Regions from separate parts of the Mus musculus genome. Here region 2 is linked to region 1. Evidence: chromatin loops called from intact Hi-C (ENCODE). Cell type or tissue: heart. All regions are shown on one strand. Each heading gives the region's core, and the rest is flanking DNA. Links, peaks and the distances in the headings are about the cores only. Region 1 has its middle 4.2 kb from the start of Gm30078. Region 2 overlaps Alox5ap (arachidonate 5-lipoxygenase activating protein).

Evidence for each region. A loop is a pair of places that touch in the nucleus more often than their neighbours do. Peaks named below come from ENCODE experiments on the same cell type or tissue, not always from the same donor. Only the 100,000 strongest peaks of a DNase experiment are listed, where the experiment ranks them.
Region 2: a loop joins it to region 1, with 2.7 times the contacts of the local background. A loop is called at or near these places in 4 of 42 quality-filtered maps.

Annotation. Positions count from the first base shown.
Region 1 is chr5:149,060,215-149,066,954 of GRCm38, reverse strand. No RefSeq gene overlaps it. Among named protein-coding and RNA genes, the nearest start is that of Gm30078, 4.2 kb to the left of the region's middle. In heart, for the core only: a CTCF peak has its summit at 3,974 (motif pointing left); no DNase peak of the experiment used is centred there; H3K27ac peaks cover 138 bases.
Region 2 is chr5:149,271,276-149,278,015 of GRCm38, reverse strand. It overlaps Alox5ap (arachidonate 5-lipoxygenase activating protein), which reads right to left. Exons shown (of 5, transcript NM_009663.2): 2 at 5,536-5,635. Among named protein-coding and RNA genes, the nearest start is that of Alox5ap, 9.6 kb to the right of the region's middle. In heart, for the core only: a CTCF peak has its summit at 2,725 (motif pointing left); a DNase peak (open chromatin) is centred at 3,005.

The sequences.
Region 1 (6,740 bases), core at 2,886-5,385:
GCTCAGGGGTTAGGAGCACTGGCTGTTCTTGTAAAGGGACTCAACATGGCAGGAGCACCTGTAACTCCAGTCCCGGGGCATCTAATGCCCTCTTCTGGCCTCCGTCTGCAGCAGACACAGAAGTGGTACACAGACAGACACGTAGAATAACAAATAATCAAGTCTGTAGGATTAATAGTCAATAGTGGGCTTATGGTTGTTTTGCAAACTAGAGGGGTCCTATTCAAAAACCGCGAAACCTAAAGGTGTGTGTCTCATACCAACATTCCTGCATCGTATGGAGAGGTGGGTGTATTTGGGTCAGAAAACACAATGCATTATCTATTCGCGAGGCTGACAACCTGGTGGTGGCGTGGCTAGTGGAGAAGCCGTGGAAGCTTTAGCTTTGAAGTCAGTTCTGGGAAGATGCCATCACTGCCACCAGCCATGTGCTCTCAGCCGGCACAATCCACCTCTTAGCATTATCCACAAAGGAAAAGTTAAGACCCAGGACAGTATGAGGATTAAATGGCCTGCCTCCCACCCCTTCCTTCAGATGGGGATGGATGGCCTGTCTCCCACCTCTTCAGATGGGGCATTGTGTTTGGGGCCTCAAGCCTCAGACATGCTAGAGAAGCACCCTGCTGCTGAGCGGGGTCGAACGATGTGATAATCTGTGTCCAGTGCTTCCCGCATGGGAGGCACGTGCTGCACTCATCGTGAGAGTCCACACTGGAACTGGAGAGATGGCTCTGTGTGGTTGGGTGTGTACTGCTCTTCCAGAGGTCCTGAGTTCAGCCTCCAGCCCCATGTCAGGCAGGCAGCTCTTTGTAACTCCAGCACCAGGGGCTCTAACACCCTCTTCTAGCCTCACTACTGAGGCCCACACACATAGAACACACATGCACACAAACATGCAGATGCATAAAAATGTTTTTAATTTTTTTTATTAAAAACAAGCATGTCACCACAAGTGAGATTTTTGTTTTTGTTTTTACATGAAGGACCCTTTTAGGGCTTCTTTCTCTCTGTCTCTCCCTCTCTCCCTCTCTCCCTCTCTCCCTCTCTCTCTCTCTTTCTCTCTTTCTTTCTCTCTCTCTCTCTCTCTCTCTCTTTCTTTCTTTTTTGAGACAGGGTCTCTCTATGTAGCCCTGGCTAGCCTGGATCTCAGTATATAGACCAGGGTTGCCTTAATTCATAGAAATCTACCTGTTTCTGGAATTAAAGGTGTGGCCCCCAAGTAGTAGGGGCGGGGGGTCTACTTCTGTAGCTCAGGCTTGCCTTAAACTTGAATCCCCCAGCCTCAGCTTCCTGTGTGTTGAGGTTTACAGACAAGGGCCACCCCACCTGGTTTAAAAGAAACTCTTGGGTTAAGGAATTTCAGGACTCTAATGGTTCAGCTACCAGAAGTGGGAAGGATCCTGAAATGAGAAGCTTTCAAGTTCAAGGGCAGCCTGGGTGACTCAAAATAAAAACGTTTTTTACTTGGGATTCTACTCAATGTGGTAGAGCCCTTGCCTAACAAGGAAAAGGTCCCTCACACAATCAACTGGGATAGGGAGAGGGAAGAAAAGATGTCAAGACAGAGTCTTGCTTACCGTGAGAAGGCCCTTGGTGTGATTCTCAGAACTACTAATGTAAAAGAGAACAATTCAGAACGCTCGTCATTGGTCATATGAAATACAAACTCCCAAGCCATGAACTCTGCTGTGCACAGAGGCCAGGCAGCAGCATAGAGATGGTGGCATAACGAAGTGGTAGACTTGTGGCAAGAGGCAGCCACTCTCCACTCTCTGTCGCCTTGTCCTACCAGAATGTACGTCTACCTTATGGGACCTCGGGTTTTCTCTCTCTTCTCTTCTTTTCTTTTTCCTTTTTTTCTTTCTGTTTTGTTTTTGGAGACAGGGTGTCTCTAAAAAGCCCTGGCTGTCCTGATGTGTGTCACATGCATCAGGTACCCTCAAGGATCGGAAGAGAGTACCAATGGGGATTGAGACCCAAATGCAGGTGCTTTTCCTGGGCAGTGATACCTCTTAACCGTGGATCCACCCCCTCAGCTCCAAATTCCAACTTTTAAACACATCTTAAACCAAAGGAAGCGTGTTGATCACCTGAGGCCAGGAGGCTGCAAGTTTGCACTGTCTCATCTGACCCTTCATCACATCTCCCCCCCCCCACCCCCGGGGTCATCCCAGCTCTCATGGAAAACCTCCCAATGTATCCCTTCAAAGGGGCTCTCTGAAAATTACTATTTTTGTAGCAAATACATAGATCAAGCACAGCTCTCAGAACTCCAATAGTGAAATTTAAACCTGATGCAGATGAGGGCCATTTTTTTTTCACACAGCGTCAAATACCAGGAGAACAGGGGGGCTTTGGAAGAACTGGCAAGAGGAGATCTTGCTGTCCCAGCTTTGACTGCCTGCTTAAACACTCAGGAGACCTGTTTATTCCTTTTTAAGGAACAGCTTCCTCAAGATGTAATTCACACGCCATACAATTTACCCACTTAGAGTGTACAGCTCTGTGGTCTGGGGCAGAGTCACAGGCTATGCAGCCATTACGATAATCTAATTTTAGAACTCTTCCAGAAGTCTCCCAGAAGAGAACTTCATACCCAGTAGCAGGCACTCCCCTTCCCCAAGAACCCGGCAACCACTGGTTTGCTGCTGTGATTATCCCAAAGCAAAGTGATCGTGTGGTTTGTGCCCTGTCTGTCCTCTTTCACACAAGATATTTTATCCTTCTAGATTGTATTAGACTTCACTCCTCTCTCTCTCCCTCTCTCTCTCTCTCTCTCTCTCTCTCTCTCTCTGTGTGTGTGTGTGTGTGTGTGTGTGTGTGTGTGTGTGTATGTGTATGTGTGTGTGTGTGTACATGTGCACATAGAGGCCAGAGGTCATACCATGTGTGTATGTATGTATGTATGTACACATGGGCACATATAAGGCCAAGGTCTCTTGGATGTTCATCAGAAATGTCCTTGCTTCTGAGGATAGGGACTCTCAATAGCCTTGCTTACTGATTAGGCTTGGCCAGTTAGCCTAGCCAGCCCTAGTCATCCCCCTGTCCCCAGCACTGGGATTGCAAACAGTCTACCAGATCCAGTTTTTTACACTGGAGAACTCTGGCCTTCATCGTTGCATACCAAGGCTCTACTGACGGAGCCATGTCTCCAGCCCTCGTTCTGTTTGACTGCCAGATAACTATGGCAAGCCTGATGGGAGAGGCCGAGAATCCCAGCTACTCAGATGGGCGAGTTAGGAGTTTCGTAAATGCAAGGCTGGCCTCAATAACTTCCTATGTGAAACCTTGTCTCAACAAGCTAATTTTTGTGGGGGGAAGAGGGACAGTTTTGAGACAGGGTAACCCTGACTGTCCTGGAACTCAGTCTGTAGACCAGGCTGGCCTCGAATTCCTAGGTGCTAGGATTAAAGGCATGGGCCACAGGCTGGAGAGATGGCTCAGTGGTTAAGAGCACCAACTGCTCTTCCAGAGGTCCTGAGTTCAAATCCCATCAACCACATGGTGACTCACAACCATCTGGAATGAGATCGGGTGCCCTCTTCTGGTGTGTCTAAAGACAGTGTGTGTGTGTGTGTGTGTGTGTGTGTGTGTGCATAACCTATTTGTCTCAACTTTTTTAAGAGGCTGAGAACAAGCTCAGTGATAGGTCTGTTCCTTCCGCTTGGAAGGGCCTAGGTTCAGCCCCCAGGGAAGAAACAAACAACACAGGCACTGTAGCTCACACTTTTAATCTCAGCATTCTGCAGGCAGAGGCAAATGGATCTCTGTGATTTGAGGCCAGCCTGCTCTACGTAGTGAGCTAAAGTTCAACCAGGCCTTCCTGAAAGCCCTGTCTCAAAAATCAAAAGACATGGCCACTTGGAGTGGCTAGGAACATTTGTTGTCCTTCCTGGGGACCTGCCAGCCACATAATGGCTCACACCCATCTGTAACTCTAGTTCCAGGGGATCCAATGCCCTCTTCTGGCCTCTGAGGGCACCAGATACACATGTGCTGTACAGAAATACATGTAGGTAAAACACCTGAGCATCATAAAGTTTTTTTTAAAAAGATGGGAGTGGGGACACACAAAAATTAAATCTGCTAAAAAAACAAACAAACAAACCTCCAACTGTACTAATATATCACATTTTTATTTATCAGCTCATTAGACGATGGACGGGTGAATTGTATACACCTCAGGGTATATTACAAAAAAACAAAAACAAAACAAAAATCGAACAATAAAAACCACTGCAGTGGCTGATCGTATGCAAGTTATCATGTGGACATAAGCAGTCATGTATTCTAAAAAAAACAAAACAAAACAAAACAAAAAAAACAACAACAACAAAAAACATGTGCTGCACTAGGTCCTGACTGAAATACCTGATAGGAACAAGGGAAGACAGCTTTGTTGTGACTAGCAGTTCAGTGCTTCTGTCTGCCTGTGGGTGGCCTGGCAGAGTCCCCGAGTTCCCAACTAGAGAAACTGAGGCAGAAGTTGCTCACATCCTGAGAGGCTGTGCAGCAGAAAGCATCCTGGGATCAGGAGACAGGCCAGACCCTTCGAAGGCTGGCACCTCAGAGCCTAGTTCCTGGGGCTAGATCCCGCCCCCCAAAACTTCCACAGTCTCCCAACATGGCCTGCCATGAGCTAAGTGACCAGACAAGCAAAACAGGAGCCTGTGGGACCTTTTGGGGGTCAAGCCACAGTGGGGCCCTCTTGATAGGAAAGCTGGTTTGATCTTTTGATGCGATTCTTCAACATTACAAAGAATGAACTTTGACAAATGTATTATTACTTTATGTTTTATTAAAATAAAAATAAAAATTTAACTTTGTTAGGGGTGTGTGTGGGGTGTGTGTGTGTGTGTGTGTGTTGTGTGCGCGCACGCTTGCGCACTCCCGAGATCCCTTGCTCGCCCTCAAAGGTGTGCTGATATAACTTTAGCAGTGCATTGTGTGCAGATCTGAGGACAATGGGCAAGAGTCAGTGCTTCCTTGCACTGTGGGTTCTAGGAACTGAAGACAGAGTCAGACTCACTCAGTGAATGCTTTTACTCAGAAGCCCTTCCCCGACCCTAGGTTACTACTTTATGAGGACTTTTGCTAAGGTCCCTCACCCAAATTTCATGACCACTGGCCTTGGAATAAATGTTAGAAATCAGCCCCACCACTTAGCCTAAGATCAATACTCTCAAGAAGGAAAGACCTGGGACCAGCAAGATGGCTTGTGGATAGAGGTGCTTGCTGCCAAGCCTGATGGCAGGAGTTCGATCCCTGGGACCCCCAGGAAGAAAGAGGACTGACTTGTGCAAGTTGTTCCTTGACCTCCGCATGCATGTACACACACATGTATGAATGAAGAAACGTAATACAGACTTTTTCTTTCTTTAATTCAAGGCCTGATCTTTGCTCTCTTACTAAGCAGTGAAAGGTTCTCCTTTAGGGAAAGTGATAGTATGAATAGCTTTGGTAGCCTTGGGGCTGCCCATGGCTAAGGCCACAGAAGCACGGACCTGGATCAGAAGGGCTCCAGGTGTCCCCACCGCTGACCCTCAGATATCACTCTCTTCTTGACTCAGGTCTGTCTCTGTGGATCCACGTAATGAAACGCCCTTCCTGAGCAAAGGTCTCAGGAAGAGCCAGAGGCCAGTATGTGGGGTTTGGATTGGGGAGTTGGGAATGGAAGGCGAGGCGATTACTTCTAGGCAGGATCTCACAGACTCTGTATGGTTTGGATCTTTTTCCTTCCATCTTTGGGGGTAAGCACTTGAATATATCTAAGTCAGAAAGAGTTCAAAGAAAATATTAAAACTAAGTATGGTGACAAGTGCCTTTAATCTTACTGCTGATGGAATAGGGGTAGGAGGATCGCAAGGGAAGTGGTAGCTAGCCTAGACTACAGAATTCTGTCTCACAAAAGGAAGGATGAAGGGAGTTCATGAAATAAATGTAGTATACTATGATTGACAGATTTACCTAGTGTTTTTAACTTAACAGGTTTCAGGGGTGCAGATAGGGCTTAGTGGTTAAGAGTCCTTACTGAAGCAGGGCTTTGGCTTCCAACACCTACACAGTGGCTCAAACCCATCCATAATTCCAATTCCAGGAGATCCAACATTCTCTTCTAGCCTCATGAGGGGACCAGTCATGAACATGGTACAGAGACATGGATTCACTCAAACACTCATACACATAAAAAAATAGTATTTTCTTTAAAAGAGGTCATAAAGGAGCTGGAGAGATGGCTCAGTAATTAAAAGCACCTGCTGCTCTTCCAGAAGACCCTGGTTCCATTCTAAGCACCCATGTGGTGGCTCACAACGATCTGTAACTCCAGTTCCAGGGTATTCATTGGACATCGGGCAAAACACACACATGTAGAAGCAAGCAGATCTCTGCGTATTCAGGCCCAGCCTAGGAAGTAAGTTCCAGGATGGACAGGCCTACACAGAGAAACTCTGTCTCAAATAAAACAACAACAACAACAACAAAAAGAAATACAGGTAGACAGCAAGCAAGAAGGAAAGAAAGATAAAGAAAGGAAGGAAGGAAGGGAGGGAGGGAGGGGGGAGAAAGAGAGAGAGAGAGAGAGAGAGAGAGAGAGAGAGAGAGAGAGAATCGAGAGAAGTTAAAAAGGAAAGGAATATAAAAATCTTTACTTGGCCAGCAAGGTGTGGAAAGTTTATACTCTTAGCACTTGGGAGTTGGAGGCAGGAGGATCAGGCCTTTAAGGCCAGTCTGCAAAC
Region 2 (6,740 bases), core at 1,628-4,127, 210 kb before region 1:
TCTCCAAACCCCTGAGAGATCTTTCACTGTGTAAACAGTAAGTGTCCTTGGGTGCAGCCTAGTCCTTCCACTGAATGAAACAAATATGTAAATATGTAGATATGCAAATTCACAAATATGTAAATACGCAAAAGCAACAGAACAAACCTATGAGAAGTGTTTGGGGAGCAACATGAGACTGTGTGAAGAACGGCTGATTGGCTCCGTCTTTGTCCTTGGCAAGACTTTAACAAAGCTATTTCTCTGGGTGGGTTCAGTTTCCTCACTCACTAAACGAAGGGTGTGGCAGCAACTGTGCCTCTCTGAGGCTAAGTCAGTGGTGTAAAGCAGAGGTTCCCAGGTGGGCCCCATCCCAGCAACACCCACGGCATCTGAGGGCTTACTGGATGCTCAAATGCCTGTGCTACCTCAATGTGTGGTGTTAGAAACTGGGCAAGGACCACAGCAACCTAGGCCTCAGCAAGCATTCCAGGTGGTTCAGTACATGATGCAATCCTAGAGCCATTGGTAAACAGGGTTTGGAGCTATACATTTAAAAGCCAAAATGCAATGTTCAGGCTGCTTCTTGCTAGGGTCTCATGTCTCAGAGCCAATAAGAAGTCAGCTCTTTTGAGGATGGGTACAGTAACCCCATATAGTTCGTATATTGCATATTGGCATATGTTAAATGTTGATCCCCCCAGAAAGCAGTGCTAAAAATACTTCAGTACACAAAGCAGAACCCTGCTGGCCTTATGGGGTCTGGCAGTCTGGATCCACACAAGTTCCATAGGTCTAACGGACACAGACTTCCAAAGGGCAGGAGGTCCTTACACGTGGCCCGTTTACAGTTCCTTACCTAGTAAACGGGTCCAAAACGCTCCCAGTGATAAGGCTGTCTCCCTGCTTCAGCCTGGTTCTTTTGTTTGTTTTGAAGTTGTGGTTTGGGGGAGGGGGAGGTGCGTGTCCACGTGCACATGTGTGCACACGTGCATGCGAGCAGCTATGTGTGGAGGACAGAGGTTGATGTCCTGTGTCTTCCTCCATCACCCCCCACCTTATTTTTTTTTGAGACAGGGTCTCATTGAATGTGGAGCTTGTCCATTAAGCCTCCCCAGTGTGAGGCTACAAGCTCTAACCACTACCCCTGGCTTTCTTCTCTTTTCTTTGCTTGTCCATTCACGTGATGGCTGAGGATTGAACTTCAGCCCACGGCAAGCACTTATTGCTTGAGTCATCTCTATAGCCCTTGAAGTGGTCATTTTGGCTAGGTAATGAAAGGAAGGGGGTCCCTAGCTGCCCAAGAGTCTGTACCTTAGAGAGAAACACCCAGTGACTAGAGTAGGCTCTCCACTGTCCTGCCTGTATTTTTGTCACCTTCTTCCAAATGAAACATGTTCTGTGTAGAGCTGGTATATCTGAATGAAACTTCCCCCCAAATATTACTATTACATTTCTTTTCCGTTTGAATAGATTTGTATCTTTCCTATTCTTCTTCAAAACAAAACTGGCAAACCCATCTCGACTCTCGCTTCGAGGCCTAACCAGGATCTGCTCAGCTGGTCTTGCGGTAAATCGCCACGCTGTATTCAAGCTGAAGTGCCAGGATCTGCCTGTTTTGTAGAGAGACCGAGGCTACCTTCTCTTTCCTCCCCCCCCCCCAACCTTTGTAAATATAATAGAGGAACAATTTAAAATTCTGTTAGTTTGTTTGGATTAAGTTAAGGTAACGAAATACCAGGACACCGTTGACATACTATCGACACCAGCCAATAGGCTCCTTGCAGACTTAAAATTACTATACCCTTTTCATTACTACACCCTGCTTGAAAAGTGAGCTCCCAGTGGACACCAAGAGGGGCTGGAGTATTGTGACATTAGCGTGACGTTTCTCAGACTGTGTACTGACAAAAAAAGTGAGGAGGAAGGGGGAGCCACTGTGGTTAATTATGACACCCCCTCGTGGTGAGGTAGACGGTCTTTAGCATGTTGGAGCGTCTCGGGTACCACAGGAAGCACTTCCTTCCTGCTGTAACATTGGTTAATGACCCATGAACTTGGAATCTCGGAACACACTTCAGGGAATTACACATCTCTGAACACCTGTCTCAGCTCACACCTACACTTATCCATACTCACAAGGAAGAGCCTGCCGTCAACTAACCAAACTTTGACACAGGCTCACTAGCTGAGCTTATGTGCCAAGACCAGAGGCACTGAACTACATTCTCTGCACTGAAAGAGTCAAGGTCCAGCCTAGAGCAAGACAGGTGGTCAGACAGGCTGTTAGTCAAGGGTGTCTGACCTGCTGAACTGCACTGATGTTGGCTAGGGCATCTGTTAAGCCCGGCCTCTCAAGCTAGCTATATCCCGTGAAGGTCATAGCTCATGCTAAAAATAACACACCTTGGGCTTTTATGTTCATCAGTAGATATCACTTGACTTTCATAGCCAAGATTTCAAAATATTCATGATCCTACCAAAATCTGGGTTTTACAGCTTATGACAGATATGTTTGTGGGGTAAGTTGTGTACAGTACTGTCATTCTGTAAGAACAGGTACAACTTCACATCTTAAGTTTTAAATAGTAGGATTAAATGCATGCTTTTGGGATAAGGAAATGTCTTAGGGGTTAAGAGCACTGGCTGCTCTTGCAGAGGACCTAGGTTTAGGTCCCAGCACCTACGTGAGGCTTACAAGCCTCTGATAAGTTCAGATCCAGTGAGCTGACTCCCTCTTGTGGTCTGCATAGGCACTGCACACACATGGTGCACAGACATGCATGCAGGCAAGGCATTCATGAACATAAAATAAAAATAATTGACTATTTAAATAATCCTTTTTGTTGTTGTTGTTCCTCCACCTCTTCTTGACTCTTCTAGAGGGCCCTGGAGGAAAGACTGTTGCTGTGGCTTTCTGTTAGAATATCATCACCGCCTTCCTGGTGTTCTCCAGGCATAGGCAGACAGCCAGTATCCGGCTACACAGATCTCCAGCCTCTTGCGCAGCCTCCATGGGCGTGGCCAAGTGCTTGTCGACTGAAGGAGGAAGCGGTCCTCAACAGAACCACAGCAGTGTCTGAGCAATCCCTATCTGATCGAAAACTCTCTTCCCTTCGCCAACCTCTCCACACACGACTTCCCTATCTGCTTATTCTCCTTCACCTCACAAGGCTGAGTGATGAAGACTCGTGGATTTTGAAAACTGGGCTACAAGCCAGGCAGTGGTGGCACACGCCTTTAATCCCAACACTGGGGAGGCAGAGGCAGGCAGATCTCTGTGAGTTTGAGGACAGTTACAAAGTCCTCATGGTCAGTTCCCCGAAACACAACAATCACTCAGCGCTAACCTAGCACATCTTCTTACCCTTGGAACCCCCACACCATCATAGAATTTCTAAACCACTCCCACAGGCCATGCAGCTCAACCACCAGCCTTAGATACTTCTGCAATTTGGAGGCCAGCAGCCAGAGGAACCCTGGGTTTGTAGAAACAAAGTTTTTTTCTCTCCTGGGGGCAAGTGACAGACGTGAGATAGCGACAACCTGGCATAAGTGATACACATCTGGAATCCCAGGGCTGAGTAAGGCACAGGCAAGAGGACCACACATCTGAGGTTAGCCTGGCCTACACAGAGAAACTATGTGGAAAGAAAGAAAGAAAGAAAGAAAGAAAGAAAGAAAGAAAGAAAGAAAGAAAGAAAGAAAGAAAGAAAGAAAGAAAGAAAGAAAGGGGGAGAGAGAGAGGAGAGGAGAGGAGAGGAGAGGAGAGGAGAGGAGAGGAGAGGAGAGGAGAGGAGAGGAGAGGAGAGGAGAGGAGAGGAGAGGAGAGGAGAGGAGAGGAGAGGAGAGGAAAGGAGAGGAAAGGAAAGGAAAGGAAAGGAAAGGAAAGGAAAGGAAAGGAAAGGAAAGGAAAGGAAAGGAAAGGAAAGGAAAGGAAAGATCACCCAGGGTTGCTTCATTCACTGCCCATTGCCAGTATGGTGGAAACTCAGCTTCTAAGAATGTGCATGTGGGCAGGGGGTGGGGAGTGGGGACAACACACAGGCGGGTGGAGGGGTGGAGTCCATAAAATCTCAGGGTCACTGTGAGAAAGTAATCATCTGCACAGAGGGACACTACTCACCCCCCGCTGCTGGAGTCTGTGGTGGTTTTCTTTGAGCAATTTTGTCCCCAACCCTGATCAGAGATATCTTCATATCTCCCGCTCATGACATTTCCCAGGGACCCTTTTGTGTTATCTCCACAGAAGGATGATGCAAATACATTGGTGACAACCTACATAGTCATCTCCCTCTTCTTCTTCTTCTTCTTCGGATGGATTTATAATGCCTCTTAAAGTCTTTGAATGCCTTAGATTGACATTGACAATTAGGGAAGCCAAGCTCTAGATGGTAACAAAGAAATCTCCCTGTGGACCCTGCAGCAAAGGATGCCCTTAAGCTGGTAGGAGTATCTGCTAAGGAAGAGTGGGCAGGTGGGATGGAAAGTGAACATCCAGGGATGATCTGAAGAGGTTCCTAGGATGGTTGTGAGTGTTCCAGATGAGGCGTGCATCAATTTATAAGCTTAAGGACAAAAGGAGCCCCAGCTGGGGAACCTCAATGGAGAAGACCCTACCTGGGATGTACACATGCCCTACACCTCACAGAGAGAGTCTCTATGAGAAGTCATGCTCGCCTGAGAGCTCTGTCTCATCCTCATCCCTCAATCCCTTCAGTCCACAGGGAGCAAAGGGTAGCTGAGTGGGAGCCCCACTGGCTGCTCACACATCTGGAAGGGGCCTCAAGGGCTTTCTGAGTTTCCTAGAGAAACTCTCTGAGTTTGGTCCAATTGTCGGTGGCCATGATTTCCCCCCTTGAAAGTACCTTAGGAAGAATCAAATTCACTCCTGAGGTTGGAACTGACACCCACTCTCAAGGTAGCCCTCTATCAAAGCGGGGAGCCTGTCCTTCTGACTAACGGCAGGTATGCCTAGCTGACCCCAAGATGACTTAAAGGACAATCATGTTTGATTCATGTCACTTCAGGTTTGCAAGCCAAGTAGAACTCCACAAACCTCTTTCCAGAGCCACTCATGTGTCTCCCAACAGCTCTTCTATTCAAAAGTCAAGGCAAGAGGGCAGGGGACTTGCTCAGAGCCTCCGCCTTTCTGTCCTCGGTTTGATTGCTCAAGGGGCCCCCCTGTTATGAAACTCAGTGACGTCATCCAGACCACCACTGGACAAGCCCAGGGTGGTGTGTGGAAGACACTTCTTGAGCTGCTGTGTGAACATCTGGCTTGAGTTGAAGGGCTTCAACACCCACAGGAAACTGGTCAGTGCAGGCACTAAAGGCTGCCAGGGCGTTACTGGATCATAGAGACCACACCTCCCCTCCCCCATCACACTTCCTTCCTCTAAGACTAGGGAGCACCAAGATGAGGAAGGGCATCCAGCAGCCTGCCTCCTGAACACTCTGCAGGTTGGCAGAGGCAGATATTGCATGGGGGATAGTCTCATTCCGCCATGCCCATGTCCCCACCATTATTTTAGCAGCACCGGAGTTTAAACTCACTTGGCAGTGTAGACCCGCTCAAAGGCAAGAGTCCCGGTCCTCTGGAAGCTTCTCCCATTATGCGCCTTGCTTTCATGCTCCACCTTGTGGGCAAAGAACGCTGAGAGAGAGAGAGAGAGAGAGAGAGAGAGAGAGAGAGAGAGAGAGAGATCATTCTTTAACTGTTTTGCTAAAACATTGTAATGCTTCCTGGATTTGCTGTCCAGTCTTCCACATCCTCCCTACCAGAAACGTCACTCACCAAGAATGTTTCAGGCCCCCTCACTGATGCATTTGGTGGCGCGGGAGTGTCACCAATTTGCCTTAAGAAACTCACAGTTGAAAGATATTGACAACCACAGTGGTGGCACACGCCTTTAATCCCAGCACTCTGGAGGCAGAGGCAGGCGGATCTCTGTGAGTTTGAGGACAGCCTGGTCTACGGAGTGAGTTCCAGGACAGTCAGGGCTACACAGAGAAACCCTGTCTCGGAAGGGGGGTAGGGAAGAAATATAGATAACAAAAAAAAGTAGACATGGCTCTACAGAATGTTCTACGTCAAGGAGATTGATTAAATATGCAGGGCTTGGAAGGGTCAAAGACAGTAGTTCAATTTATTGGTCTTGTCACAGGGTGTCCCGAGAAAATGATAACTAAGATGAAATCTGAAGACTAGGTAGGAATTTGCCAAGTGGCTGTAGGGAGCAGGGGGTGTGCGGGGAATCGGCTGTGCTCCAGCAGAGAAGCATATACAAAGGCCAGAAGCAAGGATCATGTGTCTGTGACTCAGCAGGTCCAGCTCCAGACAGAAGATAGACTGAGACAGGACTTAGGACTGGGCAGAACAACAAGTGTCGCTAAAGGGGTGGAGGTGGTTGGTGGATGATTGTTTTTAAGGGATAATGTTCCAATTATATAGATTAATCTAATTTTTAAAAATGTATGTGGGTGTTTTTCCTGCTTGGAAGTATATGCACCATACATGTGCAGTACCCATGGATGCCAGAGGAGGGCATCAGATTTCCCTGATCTGGTGGTATAGATGGTTGAGTGTGAGCCACTCTGTGAGTGCTGGGAATTGAACTCCTGTCCTCTGCAAGAGCAGCTTAACAACCGAATCATCTCTGCAGCCCCAGTGAATGATTATTTCAATAACGTATCTGTTGTCTATTACCATAAACCAGGTGGTTAGCTTGCATCTGAAAACAAAATAGACTAAGATAATA